Linked DNA regions of Homo sapiens: region 2 is linked to region 1. Evidence: chromatin contacts called from ENCODE Hi-C or POLR2A ChIA-PET data. All regions are on one chromosome and are shown on one strand. Each heading gives the region's core, a stretch centred on a gene start or an enhancer-like site at or near the end of the contact. The rest is flanking DNA. Distances are from core to core; before and after follow the strand shown.

Evidence for each region. A loop is a pair of places that touch in the nucleus more often than their neighbours do. ChIA-PET counts read pairs that join two places held with the same protein, here RNA polymerase II (POLR2A). Pooled maps may share reads with other maps.
Region 2: a pooled map shows a loop between it and region 1 (4-fold over the local background). The contact joins the promoter of S1PR1 here to the promoter of RTCA in region 1. A Hi-C loop is called at or near these places in 6 of 50 pooled maps. POLR2A ChIA-PET finds 5 or more read pairs at or near these places in 3 of 52 experiments (GM12878, WTC11 and activated naive CD4-positive, alpha-beta T cell).

Annotation. Positions count from the first base shown.
Region 1 is chr1:100,262,344-100,268,687 of GRCh38, forward strand. It overlaps RTCA (RNA 3'-terminal phosphate cyclase), which reads left to right and starts at 3,873. Exons shown (of 11, transcript NM_003729.4): 1 at 3,873-4,077; 2 at 4,181-4,281; 3 at 5,809-5,952. The coding sequence starts at 4,033. RTCA-AS1 (RTCA antisense RNA 1) reads right to left here and starts at 3,831. Exons shown (of 3, transcript NR_110435.1): 1 at 3,661-3,831; 2 at 3,486-3,574; 3 at 2,399-2,904. RefSeq lists enhancers at 3,564-4,113, 3,682-4,041.
Region 2 is chr1:101,235,769-101,242,474 of GRCh38, forward strand. It overlaps S1PR1 (sphingosine-1-phosphate receptor 1), which reads left to right and starts at 1,251. Exons shown (of 2, transcript NM_001400.5): 1 at 1,251-1,331; 2 at 3,054-5,750. The coding sequence starts at 3,217. The coding sequence ends at 4,365. S1PR1-DT (S1PR1 divergent transcript) reads right to left here and starts at 760. Exons shown (of 2, transcript NR_104626.1): 1 at 557-760; 2 at 1-113. RefSeq lists enhancers at 341-430, 3,064-3,113.

The DNA of each region.
Region 1 (6,344 bases), core at 2,623-5,122:
CAATATGGTAGTGGATTCACCAGTTTCTTCAATTTCTGACTTACATACTTTGAAGCTATTTATTACACACAAAGGTTTGAATAACTATTTTCCTGGGGAACACAATTTTTTATTATTTTGTAGTGACTCTTTTTGGTCAATGATAATGCTTTTTGTATTAAAGTCTAATTTAATACAAAATACAGGTATACCACGAATATAGGTATACCACCTTTCTTTTTGTTGGCATTTATACGGCATCTCTTTTCCATCTTTTTATTTTCAACTCCTCACGATCCTTAATGTTTTTGGTGCATCTCTTGTAAATGGCACTTTTTTTTTTCAACCAATCTCTGGCTTTTTTATTTTTTAAACTTGTGGGTATGTGTCATCCAACAATCTCTGGCTTTTCATCAGAAAGTTTATTTACTTTCATTGTTACTATTGATATATATGAATTTATTTCTATTTTGTTACTTTAGTGCTTTCTTTTCATCCTCTTTTTTTTTAATGCTCATTATGATATTAGGTTTTTGTTCATTTAATCTGTGTTTTCCTGTTAGTCCATTTTTTCCTTTGGCTGGATTAGAAGTTATACACTTTCATGGTTATCCTTGAAACTTTACCTTGCGTACTTAAAGACTTGAATTATGTCAACTCTATTAATTGATATCTTAACTACAAAGAGAGACCTTAGAATTCTTTAACTTTGTCATCCACCTCTCGTCTTACATACTTTTGTTGTCTGGTGTTATTTCATGTAATGTTTGCTCAGATTCAACTATGTGTTTACAATTTCTTTGCCCATCACTTCTATCTCAGACTCTCCTTCTGAAGTAATTTTTCTTTCTGAAGTACATCTTTTAGAACTTCCTTTAAAAAGTGTAGGTAGATGTTAAATTCAGTTTCCATGTACCTGGAAATTATTTTATTTCTATACTTTAATTCTTGAAAGATAATTTTGCTGAGTGCCCAATTCTAGGTTGATGGTTATTTTCTGCCAGCATTCTGAATGTACAATTCTACTCTTTCTGACTTCCACTGTTTTATTGAGGAATCAATTATTGGTCTGTCATTTGTCATTAAAATAACCAAGGATTTAACCCAACTCTGCCACTTTATTGTTCTGTCATCTTGGCAGGTCACTTCCAATTCCCTAGGCCTCAGTCCTTCATTAACCAAAGAGAGATAAGAGCACCAACCTCACAGCTTTGTTATGAACATTAAGAGAGATCATGTATATGAAAGCACTACACAAGTGCTTATTATTACCACAATTAGCTCATCTCTACATTATATTACTGTCTTGTTCTTTTCCCCCTACCACTGGAAATAGTTAGAATGGGGCAAATGGGTCATAGCTAGGAATTCATAGCCAAAATTAGAAATAAAAAGGCGAGGCTTCTTCTGGGAATGTTAAGTTTCTGTAATAAGAATCTAAGATGTGTTGCGGGAAGTCAGGGACCCCGAACGGAGGGACCGGCTGGAGCCACGGCAGAGGAACATAAATTGTGAAGATTTCATGGACATTTATCAGTTCCCAAATAATACTTTTATAATTTCTTATGCCTGTCTTTACTTTAATCTCTTAATCCTGTTATCTTCGTAAGCTGAGGATGTACATCACCTCAGGACCACTGTGATAATTGTGTTAACTGTACAAGTTGATTGTAAAACATCTGTGTTTGAACAATATGAAATCAGTGCACCTTGAATAAGAACAGAATAACAGCAATTTTTAGGGAACAAAGGAAGACAACCATAAGGTCTGACTGCCTGTGGGGTTGGGCAAAAACAGCCATATTTTTCTTCTTGCAGAGAGCCTATAAATGGATGTGCAAGTAGGAGAGATATTGCTAAATTCTTTTACTAGCAAGGAATATAAATATTAATACCCTGGGAAAGGAATGCATTCCTGTGGGGAGGTCTATAAACAGCCGCTCTGGGAATGTCTGTCTTACGCGGTTGAGATAAGGACTGAGATACGCCCTGGTCTCCTGCAGTACCCTCAGGCTTACTAGGGTGGGGAAAAACTCCGCCCTGGTAAATTTGTGGTCACACCAGTTCTCTGCTCTTGAACCCTGTTTTCTGTTATTTAAGATGTTTATTAAGACAATATGTGCACTGCTGAACATAGACCCTTATCAGTAGCTCTGCTTTTGCCCTTTGCCTTGTGATCTTTGTTGGACTCTTATAAGTAGTTCTGCTTTTGCCCTTTGTCCTGTTCCCTCAGAAGCATGTGATCTTTGTTAGACCCTTACTAGTAGTAAGGTCTTTTTGCCTTTTGAAGCATGTGATCTTTGTACTTTTGTACCTACTCCCTGTTCTTACACCCCCTCCCCTTTTGAAACCCTTAATAAAAACTTGCTGGTCTGAGACTCAGGCGGGCATCATGGTCCTACCGATATGTGATGTCACCCCCGGTGGCTCAGCTGTAAAATTCCTCTCTTTATACTGTCTCTCTTTATTTCTCAGCTGGCCAACACTTATGGAAAATAGAAAGAACCTACGTTGAAATATTGGGGGCGGGTTCCCCCAATAAAGATGTCAGATAGGGGTACAGCTTTTTTATATTCCATCCCTACCATCATTGCCTTACTTCAACTTCTGATTATTTCTTGCTGGATAATTGTATCATTGGCATTTCTCCCTTCAGGCTCTTAAGCCTCTTATTCACCCTTCTCCTACTGCCAAAGCCTTCATTTTAAAATGCAAGTATCATTACTTCTCTGATTAATATCTTACGGCAAATTCCAGATTTGGTTAAGTACATAGTCTGTGTGTTCCCTAAAACATTCTCTGTCGCAAAGCAGCAGAGCGTTGGGATTACCAGACAGTGGTGTTCACATCAGACCACCCAGGTTCACATCTCAGTCTTCTAGTTAAAATTGTGTGACCTTGTAGCAAATTGTTTAACACAGGAAGCTGTAAAACAGTAAAAACAGTAAGTACTTTATCATGTTATGAATGCATGCAGTGCACAACACCTAAGTGCTCAATAAGTGTTGCCTGTTATTGTTACAGTATATTATTAATATATTGTAATTGTCCCCATAATAAACTCTAAATACAGTACATGTTAATTATTATTGAGGATGACATTGTAATTGATTACGTCTCAGTCTCTCCATTATACCTCCAATAACTTCGGGGGTAGAAGCTGAATTACTCTTTTTTGCTTCCCTAGAGGTTTACATATTATTTGGTACTCAATTATGTAGGAACTGAGCCACAGGCAGAACCAAGAAGCTGGCTATTGCTTCTGCCCTCGCCTGAGGTGAATTGTTAGCTGCACTGTTCCTGGGAGTCAAGAGCTTGCACTCACTCTCAAGCAAAATGGCATAACTTTGGCTTTTCAGAATATTAAACTAGTGATTCTGCCTTTCCCGCCTCTCAAATAAATGGTGTGTCACCCTAGAAAGAAAGATAACACACTCCGCATACACAAACACGCACACCGCAAGGAACCAAAGGCCAAGAGTATCAATGTACCAGGGCGCACACACTTCGAGAGACAGGTTCGGTGCATCGCAGGATCCCAATCTTTCTTGCATCTTCAGCTCTAAAAGTCGGCACCTCGGGGTATGCCAGGATCCTCGAGAAAACAGATATAAACACATATTTACCCACAAAACAGAGATAAAGCACAAGCCTGCGGGATAACTGGAGGAGTTATCTTACAGTTGAGACTTTCTGCAACCTGCAGATTTTGCCGTGCCCAGGGCACAAGTTTTTCAGGGCTCCTGGGCACCCCCGCGACCGTCATCTCACTTCCCCGGCAGCTTCCTCGCCCCGACCGCAGTGTTCCCAGCGCGGCTCCTTTAAGCCGAGCTACGCGCATGCGCACTGACTGCGGAACTGGGCGAACCCGGGGGTTCGTTTCTGCTGACTCCAGTGTCCCGAGAGGCGCCGCTTCTTCCGCTTTCTCGTCAGGCTCCTGCGCCCCAGGCATGAACCAAGGTTTCTGAACTACTGGGCGGGAGCCAACGTCTCTTCTTTCTCCCGCTCTGGCGGAGGCTTTGTCGCTGCGGGCTGGGCCCCAGGGTGTCCCCCATGGCGGGGCCGCGGGTGGAGGTCGATGGCAGCATCATGGAAGGGGTGAGTACAGAGCGAAGCGGCCGGGGCTGCAGCCTAACTAAGGAGGGGAGCTCTCACCACCGGTGTGCTTACTTCTCTTCTCCCTGTACCCCAACCTTTGCAGGGCGGCCAGATCCTGAGAGTCTCTACGGCCTTGAGCTGTCTCCTAGGCCTCCCCTTGCGGGTGCAGAAGATCCGAGCCGGCCGGAGCACGCCAGGCCTGAGGTAAATCTGGCTGGAGGGGGAGTTGGGCCGTGAAGCTGGGGGATCGGGGGGTCGGGCTGCCGGGCTGGGGCATCGGGAGTCCGAGTGGTGGAACCCAGAAGGTCCCAGACGCAGGTATGGGCGATCCAGGGCGGGGCACTCTGCCTGGGCGGTGGCCTGGGTTGTAAAGTCTTGAAAGCCTGGAGGGGTGAGTTTAGAAATGGTCTCGAGTTTTCTCTGTTTGACTAAATAGTGTCATTTGCTGAAGAGCTAGCTTTTAAAATGTTTTCTCACCTCACCGGGCATTCCAAATATCCGAACAGCACGTATGAGCTGGCAAGATAGATAGGGCAGAAATGCTTGTGACGCCAGAGGAAACCCTGTTTTATAACCAGTGCATTCTGGTTCTGCTGTCAGTTTTAGAATCATAAAACAGGAAAGAATCCTGAGATGTGTTATCCCAGCCTTCATTCATACCTCCAGAGAGCTGTTATGACCAGAATTATCTGTTGTGGAGAGGGAAACACCTTGACATTTGACCTTATTTCTTCTGTCTGGGTAGCTGGGCATGCCACTAGTTGAGCTTCAGGTACATGCACCTGCTAGAAGAGGACCCAGGTTTGAAGCCACACTGATTGCTTTGTATGTATTCTGTATTTATTACATTTTAATAAATCAGCGGTCTCAGTCTTTTGTCTACAGTTTTGAAATTACCAAAAGGCAATTACTGATATGTTAATGTTAATTGCCTTTGTCATAGTTTGCAGCCCTCCAGTTCACCAACAGGGGAATCCAATTCATTAGGCTGTAGGTGTTGTATTAGTTTGCTAGGGCTGCCATAACAAAATGCCACACACAGAGTGGAGCTTAAACAACAGAAATTTATTTCCTCACAGTTCTGGAGGCTGGAAGTCCAAGATCAAGGTCCTGACAAGGTTGGTTTCCTCTGAGAGCCATGAGAAAAGGATCTGCTCCAGGCCTGTCTTTTTGCCTCTTCACATGGTGGTTCCTCTGTGTACCTTGCCCCTAGCGTCTCTGTATGTTCTAGTTTTTTTTTTTTTTATAAGGACACCAGTAAGATTGTATGGTGGCCTTATTTTAACTTAATTATCTCTTTAAAGGCTCTATCTCCAAATATAGTCACATTCTGAGATACGGAGGGTTACAGTCTCAGCATATTAATTTAGGGGGAACATAGTTCAGCCCATACAGGCACCATAGATTGTTCAGTCAAGTGCAAGCGAGACTGGTGGCACTGAAATAACTATTAGTTTTCTTCTTTAGCACACTTCTAATTTGCAGCAATATATCAGGGTATGTATTTATAGTCAGAAATAACTGGTCTGCAAGGAAGTGTTAAAATGATACATACTAGCAGGTAGTCTAGGTGCATAAAAACCCAAAAGGAAGCTGACACTGAAGATGTGGCACTTACTGTGGTTAGACCTTGCTGTTTTCTTGCCATTGCAGTTTTATAAATTTGTCATAAAATGTGGGGATGTAGGCAGTCTGAATGCACACGTTTTGATGCAGTATTATGACCTGAAGGCCTCAACATTTATCTGGACTGGAAATGATTCGAGATTTGTGTGATGGGCAACTGGAGGGGGCAGAAATTGGCTCAACAGAAATAACCTTTACACCAGAGAAGATCAAAGGTGGAATCCACACAGCAGATACCAAGACAGCAGGGTATGTATCACTTAACATTCCATTTAAGTAACCTGGGTTTAAGTCCAGGTTTTGCCACTTTCTGGGCAAGTTGCTTAATGTCTATGAGCTTGTTTCCCTACTTTTATGTTTTTTTTTTTTGAGACAAGGTATCCCTCTTGCCCAGGCGGGGGTGCAGTGGTGCAATCACTGCTCACTGTAAGCTGTAACTCCTGGGCCCAACAGGTCCTCCCACCTCAGCCTCCTGCGTGGCTGGGACCATAGGCACACAGCACCATGCCCCGCTAATTTTTGTATTTTTTAAAGAGACAAGGTTTCGCCATGTTTTTCAGCTGGTCTCGAATTCCTAAGCTCAAGCAATCCACCCACGTTGGCCTCCCAAAGTTTTGGGATTATAAGTGTGAGCCACCACA
Region 2 (6,706 bases), core at 1-2,500, 970 kb after region 1:
TGGGTGGAAACTTTTACAACAGTAATGCAAGGGCAGAAGCGTCCTGTCCTGAGCTTGTCACGCAGGCAGATCTGACCAAGTCCGCCTCTCAGCCTCACGTTCTTAAGTAGCATCTAAGCAAAAGAAAAGGGTGGGCAAAGTGCTAGTAATGAGATTTGAGGCCTCTGAGTCGACTCCCAAGCAGAATGTGAGAGAAGGGTGCCGGCTCCTGCTGGGCAGCTGCAGTTGCTCCGCAGCTCCTGGCCGAGAATCTCCCCCTTTGGAAATTCCTGAGCTGCCCAGGCGTTTTGAATCTCTCAGGACTCAGCAGCAGCCCACCCCCTCAACGACCTCTCCATTGGCCAGAATCTGGGACACACAGCCTGACTTTGTGCTCAGCTGAGGGAAACCCCTCGCCCAACACCAAAACCGGCGCTGGTTCATTTCTCTGTGCACTCTGGGAAAGCCACTGCCCCTCAGACCGCAGTTGCGAGTAGCACGAGGATCTGGGGTGGCGGGGGGAGTACAGGAACCTCCCGGTTCATTCTCCCTCCCGGGCTGCTTGTCTCCTCCGTACCTCTCGCAGCCCCTTCCCAGCCTCTCCTCCCCAGAGCGCCGCCGACACTCGCCGGGCCGCGGCTCAGGTTTTCTGCTGCTCGCGCGAAAGTGGCTCGGGGAGCTCCTGGCCACAAGCTCAGCACACCGATCCTCCTAGGGCTGCGGGGGGTGTGGGACCAGGGCGGTGCGCTACGAGACTCCGGGCCGTCCTCTGCCTCCTCAGACTTTTCGAGAGAAAAGTTTTCAAAGTCTCTCCACCTTTTTTTTTTTTCAGGGGCTCGGGAGAATCCTCTCCACAGCCAGGGATCAGCGTCTATCTGGGCGAGGGCAGTGATTTATACAGTAGAATCCAGGGGTTACCGGGCTCCGCCCCTTCTCTCTCTCTCTTTTTTTCTTTCATTTGTTGTTTGGGGAGGAGGGGTTCTTTTTTTTTTTTTTTTTTTTTTTTTTGCTTCTGCCCCAGATCTTTCCTGGACAGTGCGTCTCAGCAGTTCAGATCCGGGGGCCCCCAGCTGACAGAGGGCGTGGGGGGTTAAGGCATTAACCCCTCCCAGCCTCTTCCTGAAGAAACCACCCAGCCTTGGCGCGGCGCTGGGTGACTTCGCGTAGCAGGCAGGGAACTGGCCGCGGCGAGCGGGACTGGCCATTGGAGTGCTCCGCTGCGGAGGGAGGGGACCCCGACTCGAGTAAGTTTGCGAGAGCACTACGCAGTCAGTCGGGGGCAGCAGCAAGATGCGAAGCGAGCCGTACAGATCCCGGGCTCTCCGAACGCAACTTCGCCCTGCTTGAGCGAGGTAGGGGGCGGCGAATGGCGGGGGTCGCGGGCGCGGGGAGCCCGGTTGTGGTAGGGCTTAGGTGTCAGAAACGAATTTTTAAGTCGAACGAGGCAAACAAAAACTTAGAAAACATGCATCTCCGGGCGCTGAAAATTTGCATCTCTGGGCTACTAAGGAGCCCATCTCGATCAGATTGTTCTTGGGCACTTGTGATTTATGGAGTTCAGAAAAAAGGTTAATTCCCAACTGTGGAACCTACGGGTGTAGGGGCAGTGAAAATTGCAGTTGGTCGGAGGAATAGGAGGGAAGGCGTTAAATTTTGGAAATCCTATAGACAAAGAATATGGTGGGTGGTGTGGAGCGTGGGTAATGGCTTAAATTAGTACTGCCCAGGAGCAGGGTATAAAATTAGTTGGGGGAAAATGCGGAGCTTCTTGGCTTGAGCAGCCTCTGCTGTTCGCGGAGTTGCTGGGATTGTTCTCATCTCTATTACCTCATTTTATTGCATTGCTGCATTACCTTGAAATATTTAAGCAACTTAGAAGTAGACTTCTGCTGACCAGTGCCGTCTTAGAAAGTTTCTTTGTAACTTTCTAGTCCTAGGAGAGGAGTCAACGTGTTGGGGGACTGCAGTAAATAAAACTGCCCACGCAAATTTAGCAATGCACCAGGGAGCAGTTTAATGTGAGTTTCTGAAGAGTAGTTTTGCAATCGAAATTAGAAATGTGGTAGCATGTATTATGGCTGTCATGAGTAGTTTGATTTCTCTCTTTTGTGTATGTTTTGGCTAAACTAAACAAAGCAAAAAATATTTATGCAATCAACTAATGTACGAAACTTCTGGGATTTGCTGCAATCTGTTATGAATGGTTTTAACTGAATACCTTTAAATTTACTTGCCCTGGCTTGGGGTGGGGGGTGGGGTGGGGGGGCGCGGGGGGAGGCGGGGAGAATAAGAAGAAGAAAGAAAAGGCAGTCGCTTCACGGAGGCGCTAAGCTTTCCTGTTTACAGCAAGGCGGGGCGGGCCTGGCTGCCCACACCTCACTGCGCCCTCGGACCCTAAGCACACCTGCTCCTAGAGAGTTATTAATAGAGCCCCCAAATGGCTTACGCTTTCAAATGATTTTCCTGCAAATCTGATTTCTTGCATGGCACATGGCAATTAGGAGGTGGTGCTAGTATCTTTGAACTGGGGGGCTGGGGGTGGGCATGGGGGACAGAGGTGTGTGTCTTCGCCCTCAGACTGGCAGTTGAGTCTTTTCCGAGGAGAGACGTGGGCTGGTATTGAGCGTGCAGCTAAGCTGGTGACTGCTTCAGAGAATCTCATGGCTGGAAATCCGGGGGTGAGGGGGTGTGGGGTGGTGAGAGGGCAGGAGTGGAGTTAAAATGGGGTGTAGTTCTCTAGGTTTCCCATTCCTCCCACTCCTTGTTTTCCTTTTCATCATCTTTTTTTTTTTGTCAACCCACAGCCAACATCGTAATTCCCATTTCCCTTTGAGTGAATGTGGCCATAGAGTTTCTCCCTCTCTTTTTCTTCCCCCTCTTCCTTTTTTGAAAAAAGAAAAAAAAGGAAGAAAAAAGATAATTTGATTTTTAAAAAAAATCTCTCTCCCTGAGCTCTCCCCAAGTTTCTTTAAAACAAATCAACAACAACACAATTGGAGCAGTGCCTTAGCTAGAATGAATTATGCCAGTATGCTGTGGCTCTTTCCCTGACTCTCTCCTCTGACTTGTTTAAGGCTGCGGTTTCCGAGGCCCTCTCCAGCCAAGGAAAAGCTACACAAAAAGCCTGGATCACTCATCGAACCACCCCTGAAGCCAGTGAAGGCTCTCTCGCCTCGCCCTCTAGCGTTCGTCTGGAGTAGCGCCACCCCGGCTTCCTGGGGACACAGGGTTGGCACCATGGGGCCCACCAGCGTCCCGCTGGTCAAGGCCCACCGCAGCTCGGTCTCTGACTACGTCAACTATGATATCATCGTCCGGCATTACAACTACACGGGAAAGCTGAATATCAGCGCGGACAAGGAGAACAGCATTAAACTGACCTCGGTGGTGTTCATTCTCATCTGCTGCTTTATCATCCTGGAGAACATCTTTGTCTTGCTGACCATTTGGAAAACCAAGAAATTCCACCGACCCATGTACTATTTTATTGGCAATCTGGCCCTCTCAGACCTGTTGGCAGGAGTAGCCTACACAGCTAACCTGCTCTTGTCTGGGGCCACCACCTACAAGCTCACTCCCGCCCAGTGGTTTCTGCGGGAAGGGAGTATGTTTGTGGCCCTGTCAGCCTCCGTGTTCAGTCTCCTCGCCATCGCCATTGAGCGCTATATCACAATGCTGAAAATGAAACTCCACAACGGGAGCAATAACTTCCGCCTCTTCCTGCTAATCAGCGCCTGCTGGGTCATCTCCCTCATCCTGGGTGGCCTGCCTATCATGGGCTGGAACTGCATCAGTGCGCTGTCCAGCTGCTCCACCGTGCTGCCGCTCTACCACAAGCACTATATCCTCTTCTGCACCACGGTCTTCACTCTGCTTCTGCTCTCCATCGTCATTCTGTACTGCAGAATCTACTCCTTGGTCAGGACTCGGAGCCGCCGCCTGACGTTCCGCAAGAACATTTCCAAGGCCAGCCGCAGCTCTGAGAAGTCGCTGGCGCTGCTCAAGACCGTAATTATCGTCCTGAGCGTCTTCATCGCCTGCTGGGCACCGCTCTTCATCCTGCTCCTGCTGGATGTGGGCTGCAAGGTGAAGACCTGTGACATCCTCTTCAGAGCGGAGTACTTCCTGGTGTTAGCTGTGCTCAACTCCGGCACCAACCCCATCATTTACACTCTGACCAACAAGGAGATGCGTCGGGCCTTCATCCGGATCATGTCCTGCTGCAAGTGCCCGAGCGGAGACTCTGCTGGCAAATTCAAGCGACCCATCATCGCCGGCATGGAATTCAGCCGCAGCAAATCGGACAATTCCTCCCACCCCCAGAAAGACGAAGGGGACAACCCAGAGACCATTATGTCTTCTGGAAACGTCAACTCTTCTTCCTAGAACTGGAAGCTGTCCACCCACCGGAAGCGCTCTTTACTTGGTCGCTGGCCACCCCAGTGTTTGGAAAAAAATCTCTGGGCTTCGACTGCTGCCAGGGAGGAGCTGCTGCAAGCCAGAGGGAGGAAGGGGGAGAATACGAACAGCCTGGTGGTGTCGGGTGTTGGTGGGTAGAGTTAGTTCCTGTGAACAATGCACTGGGAAGGGTGGAGATCAGGTCCCGGCCTGGAATATATTTTCTACCCCCCTGGAGCTTTGATTTTGCACTGAGCCAAAGGTCTAGCATTGTCAAGCTCCTAAAGGGTTCATTTGGCCCCTCCTCAAAGACTAATGTCCCCATGTGAAAGCGTCTCTTTGTCTGGAGCTTTGAGGAGATGTTTTCCTTCACTTTAGTTTCAAACCCAAGTGAGTGTGTGCACTTCTGCTTCTTTAGGGATGCCCTGTACATCCCACACCCCACCCTCCCTTCCCTTCATACCCCTCCTCAACGTTCTTTTACTTTATACTTTAACTACCTGAGAGTTATCAGAGCTGGGGTTGTGGAATGATCGATCATCTATAGCAAATAGGCTATGTTGAGTACGTAGGCTGTGGGAAGATGAAGATGGTTTGGAGGTGTAAAACAATGTCCTTCGCTGAGGCCAAAGTTTCCATGTAAGCGGGATCCGTTTTTTGGAATTTGGTTGAAGTCACTTTGATTTCTTTAAAAAACATCTTTTCAATGAAATGTGTTACCATTTCATATCCATTGAAGCCGAAATCTGCATAAGGAAGCCCACTTTATCTAAATGATATTAGCCAGGATCCTTGGTGTCCTAGGAGAAACAGACAAGCAAAACAAAGTGAAAACCGAATGGATTAACTTTTGCAAACCAAGGGAGATTTCTTAGCAAATGAGTCTAACAAATATGACATCTGTCTTTGGCACTTTTGTTGATGTTTATTTCAGAATGTTGTGTGATTCATTTCAAGCAACAACATGGTTGTATTTTGTTGTGTTAAAAGTACTTTTCTTGATTTTTGAATGTATTTGTTTCAGCAGAAGTCATTTTATTGGATTTTTCTAACCCGTGTTAACACCATTGAATGTGTATTTCTTAAGAAAATACCACCCTCTTGTGCCCTTAAAAGCATTACTTTAACTGGTAGGGAACGCCAGAAACTTTTCAGTCCAGCTATTCATTAGATAGTAATTGAAGATATGTATAAATATTACAAAGAATAAAAATATATTACTGTCTCTTTAGTATGGTTTTCAGTGCAATTAAACCGAGAGATGTCTTGTTTTTTTAAAAAGAATAGTATTTAATAGGTTTCTGACTTTTGTGGATCATTTTGCACATAGCTTTATCAACTTTTAAACATTAATAAACTGATTTTTTTAAAGATCCCTTTGTGAAGAGCATTCTTAAAAATAATTATTGAGTCATCTACTGGATTGTGTAGCTCTTTGGAATCAAAGTGAAGGACAAATTTCTATTATTCTTTAAAGGATTTTTACCTTAACTAGGGTGTGAAAAAAGTGTGGTTTGTTTAGAAACCACTCTATCTTTTTCAGGAAGAGAAACTTCAATAAGTTAACACTGAAGAGTAGTAAAGAATGAGATAAAAACCACCAACCTTCTGAATACCACATTGGCTAGTAAGTAGAATTGTTTGAGTTTTAAACTGCATTTAAGCCAAATAAATTAAATGCAATAATTCTGTCATCAAATATGGGCTTTTAAAGAAATTATACACAAAAATGTGGTTGTAAATCTAGTTTAAATGATGAGACTCAATCATCATTCAAAACCCATCAAAAAAGCATACATTCTTGGCCTTTCACCAACATGTTGGGGAAGTGGGGATATGGATATGGGTATTAAATCATGTGTTTTTTTTTTTTTTTTTTCAGGACACTGTCTTGGCTTCTCCCAGCCTATCTTCTGAACCACATAGAAGTATACAGTATCAGTGAAGCAGCTAGCTGTAAAATGTGGGCTGAGTAGCATAACACTTTTATCTGAAAACCTTCAATTCATAGTATCTGAAAGCATTAATATTCTCAGTCATTAATTTTTCCAACTACAAAATGAAGGCACTTTGCAAGCATCACAGACTTATTGTAATAGTTAATTCTTGTTTTTGATTATTGTCATCTTTTGGGGGATTAAAGTGTTTTGGCATGTTGGGCTCTCTAATCTTTTCGCTACTTTCAGAATTTGTGCTTTCAAGTGTCATTGTATATGCACAGGACACAGTTGGGACATGAAGATAAACCTCACCTAATAGAGTAGATGTCATTTCTGGGTAAGGTTAACTGTGGGAAACAGAAATGTGTTCACTAAGGAAACCTTAGGTC